Regions from separate parts of the Homo sapiens genome. Here region 1 is linked to region 2. The links are chromatin contacts, found by Hi-C or POLR2A ChIA-PET in ENCODE. All regions are on one chromosome and are shown on one strand. Each heading gives the region's core, a stretch centred on a gene start or an enhancer-like site at or near the end of the contact. The rest is flanking DNA. Distances are from core to core; before and after follow the strand shown. Region 1 has its middle 61 kb from the start of NDUFS5. Region 2 has its middle 140 kb from the start of LINC01685.

Region 1 (3,135 bases), core at 36-2,535, 470 kb after region 2:
CCCAGTGGTATCCAAAGCTTCCTCCTCCGCTCTCACAGTCATACTTTTCTCTCCTCCATGTTCCCTTGTTCAATGTAGCAGTTAACCCACAGGGTGCCCATCACTCCCTTAGAAGAGTGAGCAATTTGGGATGTGTCTTATGTTTTGAGCCCCCGAGGGCTGCACGGGGCCTTGTACATGCTAGAGATCAATTGGTATTGAATGACTGAATGAATGCTGAATGAGTGTTTTGAGGATATTATGTGATGTGACAGACTGTGATCCAGAAACAGGCACTGAGCTATAACGGAAAGTTAGAGAAAGGCTTATGTGGGCTCAGGTAATCAGGAAAGGACTTTAGAGGGAATGAGCTCCAAGTGAGGAGACAACAGTGGGGCCTGGAAGGCAGGAGGGAGAGTTGGAGCTCTTTCTAGTGGGCAACGAGGAGTCCTTGGAGGAAGTCCTTCTCAAAACCTTTGGGCCTGCAGCATCAGCCAGTAACAGAATTTTAGAGCTGTCCCTAGGGTGCAGGAAGGGGTTTACTTGTCCCCAGTCTTGAAGGGCCATAACTCAGGGCCCTGATGACTCATAAACCTCTTTCTCCTGAAGAGAGAGTGGGCTGTCTCATTCTTCCTTCTTTATGCCCTCTGCCTCCATCCTTCATCACTCATGCATACTTAGATCGTTTTGTGATGATTTCCACTTCCAGTCTTCTCTGAGGAGGCCCACGGGATGATTTGCTTGCTGCTTCAGATTTGGAGTCTAGAATAGAAGTGGAGTGGACTCAAGGAGGCTTAATTTTACACAGGCAAGGCTCCTAAGGACCCTGCTGGGTCAACTGAGCAAAGGGATGGTGGGTGCTGCGCTGTGCTGTGTTTCTGGCATAGATGCTGATCTCCTTTGCATCCTGACACTGCTGAATGCCTCTTTTGAGGAGGGGGCTGGGCCAGTGAGGCTGAAAATGGGGAGACTGCCATGGTTAAAAATAACTTGTGCACTGCAGTTGGGCGTGTTTCTTTAGCAGGAGAGGAGAGAGGCAGCAGAGACGAGGCGGGACTGCGACTTTAGGGTCTTGCTGAAATCTTCATGTGATTTTAGAATGCTGTGGGGGCTCCACCAGAGTAATGGAAAAGGCAGCCTTAGCTCTGCAGGGACTCCTTCACAGGAGGTGCAGGGGGGCATGTCTGGGAGACCCTGGATGCTCTGAAGCTCTCTGAAGCAGAACTTTAATTGTGGGAGGAAATGAAGTCAGTCTTACGCTGGAAGCCAGCTGTGGCCTGTGCAATTTTCTCCTCCCCCTGGATCTTGCTTATGAAGCCAAGTGGGGGTGTCTGAATCACTCTCACCAAATAGAGATCTTCCCTTTCCCTGGCCCACTCCGTGTCCTGAGCTGGTCTTAGGGCCTCGCCCTTGCTTGAGAGGCCTGATGGGGCAAGCCTGGTGGTCACACATGTCAGAGTAGAGAGGGATGTCGGGGCTGAGAAACCTGCTGATTTCAGTCTACAAAGCCAAACAGGTTTTAGGGTGCTGAACCTTGTTCTTCTTCCCATCTTCCTGTTCTCATCCTTTCCCTACATTTGTTTCTCCTTCTTCTTTGCCAGCCATATTCTCAACTCCCTAAGCCCAGCCACATTCAAATGTAACAAGAGTCACTAATGAAAGTGTCTTGTTTCGGTTTATCAGCTTTATGGTTTACACAGAGATTTCAAAATAACTCTGTTAGGCAGGACATATGTTAGCATCCGAGGCTCAGAGGGTTTAGGGGACTTGCCTATAGTTACACAGGACTGGTAAACACAGATCTTCTAACTCCAAGTACATTGCTATTTCTTTTTTTTTTTGAGACAGAGTCTCACTTTGCCACCCAGGCTGGAGTGCAGTGGCGCAATCTCAACTCACTGCAACCTTCACCTCCCGGGTTCAAGCAATTCTTCTGCCTCAGCCTCCCGAGTAGCAGGGATTACAGGCGTGTGCCACCATGCCCAGCTAATTTTTGTATGTTTAGTAGAGATGGGGTTTCTTTTTTTTTTTGGAGATGGAGTCTCGCTGTCGCCCAGGCTGGAGTGCAGTGGTGCAATCTCTGCTGGATCTCAGCTCACTGCAGGCTCCGCCCCCTGGTTTCACGCCATTCTCCTGCCTCAGCCTCCTGAGCAGCTGGGACTACAGGCGCCTGCCACCTTGCCCGGCTAATTTTTTGTATTTTTAGTAGAGACGGGGTTTCACCATGTTAGCCAGGATGGTCTCCATCTCCTGACCTCGTGATCCGCCCGCCTCAGCCTCCCAAAGTCCTGGGATTATAGGTGTGAGCCACCGCGCCTGGCCCGAGATGGGGTTTCACCATGTTGGTCAGGCTGGTCTTGAACTCCTGACCTCAGGTGATCCGCTTGCCTTGGCCTTCCAAAATGCTGGGATTACAGGCGTGAGCCACCGCACCCGGCCCTGTACATTGTTATTTCTATTTCCTTAGGCAATACCTGGCAACCAGCCCAGTCTGAATCTTCTGTAGTTGACAATCTAAATCTCCACACTCACCTGAGAGACTTGGTCACTTCCGGGAAAGGCCTCAGGATCCTGGTCTATAGAACCAGGAAAGGGGAGAGACAAAGATCTTGGAAAATTTGCCTCTTCCCCTCTGGCTCTCTGTCTTTAGTGAAGAGCAGTAGAAATATCCTTACTTAATGGTGGGGAGCAACAAGGAAGTGGGGCGCTAGGGAGCTTACTGTAGCAAGGAGTACAACCCCAAAGGGTAGAAACAAAGAGAGGAAGAAATGATGTATCCCTTGGGACCTGTGGGGAGTATATTGAGAACAGGGTGCAAGACAGGGTGTCACATGGCTGTACACTGCACAACCCTTGGGGGTGCGATTCACATCACATTTGTTGTCATTGCAGACGTGTACATTTATTATTACAAGTTTCCTGCAGATGGCAGTAACATGTTTTGAAGAAGGGCTCATGTTTGGGCTAGGGCACGGTAGGGTGCAGGAAGATTCCACCATCTACCCATCAATCAGGTATTCATTCATCTAACATCACATAATCAGGACCCTCCCTGTCCTTGGCATTGATATTCAAAGATGACTGAAGATGTGGTCCCTTCTGCATGGAACTCAGTCTAGTGGAGAGGACAGAAGGGAGAAAAGGCCGGGTGTAGTG
Region 2 (3,292 bases), core at 302-2,801:
GCGCGATCTCGGCTCACTGCAACCTCTGTCTCCCAGGCTCAAGCAATTCTTGTGCCTCAGCCTCCTGAGTAGCTGGCTAATTTTTGTATTTTTAGTAGAGACAGGATTTCACTATGTTGGCCAGGCTGGTCTCAAACTCCTGGTCTCAAGTAGATCTGCCCACCTTGGTATCCCAAAGTGCTGGGATTACAGGCGTGAGCCACCACTCCCGGCCATATTAGTCAGTTTTTCGTCTCTTAACAAATAACCTCAAAATCTTTGTGGCTTACCGCAACACACATTTATTTTCAAAGTTATAGGTCAACAGGTTGACCTAGGTTTGGCTGGTCCAGATGAGTTCATGTGGACCAGAGTGGCCCCAGGTATTGGGCTAGGCTCAGGTCTCCTCCACACACACATTCATTCTGGGGCCCAGGCTGCAGGCGCTGTGGATTCCAGGAGCATGTCCTGTCCACAGCAGATCACAGGGGCACAAGAAGGCTAAGGAGACACAGTGATGCATCCTAGAGTCTCAGCACAGACTGGCAGCATCACTACTACCCACGTTCCACTGGCCGAAGCAAGTCATCTGACCCAGTTCGTTATCAGTATATACCAGCAGAGAAGTCTACACCACCCAGTGTGGTTGCAGGAACTGCAAAGTCACATGATAAAGAGCATGGATGTGTAATCCCAATATAGGAAGGCAGTAAAGAATCGGAGCAACAAGACAATGTAATGTGGGTTCTTAATGGGACATGGTTACTAACATCTGACACCGTATCAGCAGGATAACCCGATAACCTGAGATGAGGCAGTGAAGCTGGACCCTGTGGCTGTTACTGTGCAAACACATTGGGGGCTGCCTTGACAAAGGGGCGTGGGGCTGCAGTCCCTTCCAGAGAGCACCTGTGTGAACCTACTATGACCCTGAGACATCCCTGGAATCACTGACACAGCAGGAAACATGGAAAAAAGAAAACCACTTGGATATCTAGATTTACAGGACCAGGACAGCAGGGCTGTTCCCCCAGCATCTTGACTTGTCTTGGAGAACCAAGTCTTCTAAGAGGCAGGCTCAGCGCCCTCATCAGCCAGAGCCAGAACCGCATTGAGCTCAAAAAGGACTCCTGTGACTCGGGGTCCCAAGGGGCATGCCCACCCCACTGCAGGGATCTGCAGACTCCCGAGTCTTGGCTCAGAGACGTTCCACATCAGGGCTGGAAGAGTGTGTGCAGGGCATCTAGTCAGGTCCCCTTGTGTGCAGATAGGGAAACTGAGGCCCAAGAATGAAAGACACCACCGACAGTCAGCGGCAGGGCTCCTTGTCTCCTACATTCATGCTTCCTCCAATACCCCAGGGAACCTGATGGCCCCCAGGACCTCTCATTCTCTCCTCCCTTTCATTACCCATTCCCCTACTGACCTTGCTTCTGCCTTGACTTGGGCTCTTCAAGAATTCTGGTGGAAGCTGCAGCGCTGGCTGTTACATTTCTACTTGAGAGGAGCGGCATTTTCCCAGGGAGGATGAGTTGACAGCGGAACCAGGGGCAGGAGCTTGGCCAAGAAAGCCGCGGCCTTCACAAGGCTGGGCTGGGCGGATGGAGAAGCGGCTGGGTTTCAGCATCCAATTAGCACCCCCTGTTCTTAGAGCTGTTGGAGCCGGCTGCTGAGCAGCTGGAAGGGAGCAGGCCAGCCAGCTGGGCTGGTCAGTTGGTGAATGAGCACTAATTGGGTGTCAGGCACGCCAGGCCCCATGGCTCCCCTCCCCTCCCCACCAAACACTGGAAGACCACCACAGAGAGCTCAGGGGTGGAAAGCAGCTAATTGGCCTGGCCTGCCCAGCAAGCCCTTTCTCCACAGATGCCCTGTCACTCTGCTTTCTTTGTCTTTCATTTCAAGGGCTTGGGGAAAATTGCCCATGTGCTCTGAGAAGTTTGCTGTAAACCTCAGAACCGGAGGGGAGCTTGTTTTAAAAGAGGCTCTTAGCAGAGACATTTGGGCTCATTTCCCACAGTGGCCCCCATGCTCCTGGCTGTGGAGAACTGTGGGGACAAGCCTCCTGCACACTCCCTCACACTCCTGCTTGTCCATATTTTTAGACAAGAACAAGCTAAGGAAATGCTTTCTGTTGCCTTTTGCCTGCCAATTTCACTGTTCACTTAGGGAGAGAAAAAAAAAACTATTAATACTACTTAATTTTTTCCCGTACTTAACTAGAAGAAATCACACTTACCCTAGAGGAAGCAGGCATGAATTTGAACATGAGCATCGAAACAAACACAGATAACAGGACCCTGACTCTAAGTACCCCCAACACAAAATGTATTGAACTTAGGGAAGCAACGAAGGCTGGAATGTATTTAACAGGTGTGGCTGGGATGATATTTTGAGATACAAGTCTATCCAACCTGTATTTTTTCTCCCCTATATTTTCCCTTCTCACCCCACCATCCCCAAAGAGGAAGTCAGCATTCTGCTCATTGCCTCAGGGGAAAGACGCAGCAGGGCAAAAACCAGAAATAGCCTGGAAATCTCTCTGGCTTTTGTGTTCCAAAAGCCTGAGCCCTTGGGGGAAGGGGATTTCTCAGGCTTTGACTAGTGTCTTGGCCAGAAGCAGGGGGAGAGCTGAGCTTCACTCTCTGACCCCTTCTCAGAGGAGCAGATAGAAATTTCGCCAGCTAGGGGAGGGAGGAGAGAGAGACAGAAAGGCGTAGAGCAGACTTGTTCTCATCAGCACCTCTGGGAGGGTCACCCAGGCAGATGGAACTGTGAACAGTCCAACATGGCCCTGAGGCAGTAGAAAGCCACCAGGCCATATAGGAAGCCACAGAAGAGAGTGCTATGGGAACCCATGGCCAAGGCAAGAGGTTATTCCCCCACTCTCCCTCTCTCTGCCTAGGAGCCTCGAATTGCAACTCTTCCCTGGGTGCCTGGGTGGGTGGGTTCTCTAAGGAAGGTTAAGGTTTATTCCCCACCCCCCGCCACCCCACCACCAAACTCTATGAAATGAGGATTCAGAGCAAAATATTCAATTTAGTATTAGTACAAACTTTTAAGGCAATATGCCTTACACACATGGATGTGTAGACACCTCATCTCTGGCCTTAAGACATTTTTTATATCACCTTCACAGACAGGCCTTCCTTGACCACCCTGTCTAAAATAATCCTCTCTCTCCATTCAGTCCCTATCCTCTTCATAGCACTGATAATTTTCTGACATTACATTGTATATCTGAGTGTTTATTTAGTCATTGTCCATCCTCATGAGGGTAGGGATGTTGTCTGTTTTGTTCACTGTTTTACCTATA

The links. A loop is a pair of places that touch in the nucleus more often than their neighbours do. ChIA-PET counts read pairs that join two places held with the same protein, here RNA polymerase II (POLR2A). Pooled maps may share reads with other maps.
Region 1: a loop to region 2 is called in a pooled map of heart right ventricle, with 2.6 times the contacts of the local background. The contact joins two enhancer-like sites. A Hi-C loop is called at or near these places in 4 of 168 maps with a recorded cell type or tissue (CD4-positive, alpha-beta T cell, CD8-positive, alpha-beta T cell, IMR-90 and 1 more), 2 of 37 single-sample maps with no recorded cell type and 15 of 50 pooled maps. POLR2A ChIA-PET finds 5 or more read pairs at or near these places in 1 of 52 experiments (activated naive CD4-positive, alpha-beta T cell).

Annotation. Positions count from the first base shown.
Region 1 is chr1:39,085,971-39,089,105 of GRCh38, forward strand. It overlaps a transcript of MACF1 not described here. Among named protein-coding and RNA genes, the nearest start is that of NDUFS5, 61 kb to the left of the region's middle. Within about 2 kb of position 1,286, at least 9 of the 41 ENCODE cell types and tissues checked have a DNase peak (open chromatin) inside an H3K27ac peak, as active enhancers do.
Region 2 is chr1:38,612,525-38,615,816 of GRCh38, forward strand. No RefSeq gene overlaps it. Among named protein-coding and RNA genes, the nearest start is that of LINC01685, 140 kb to the left of the region's middle. Within about 2 kb of position 1,552, at least 2 of the 41 ENCODE cell types and tissues checked have a DNase peak (open chromatin) inside an H3K27ac peak, as active enhancers do.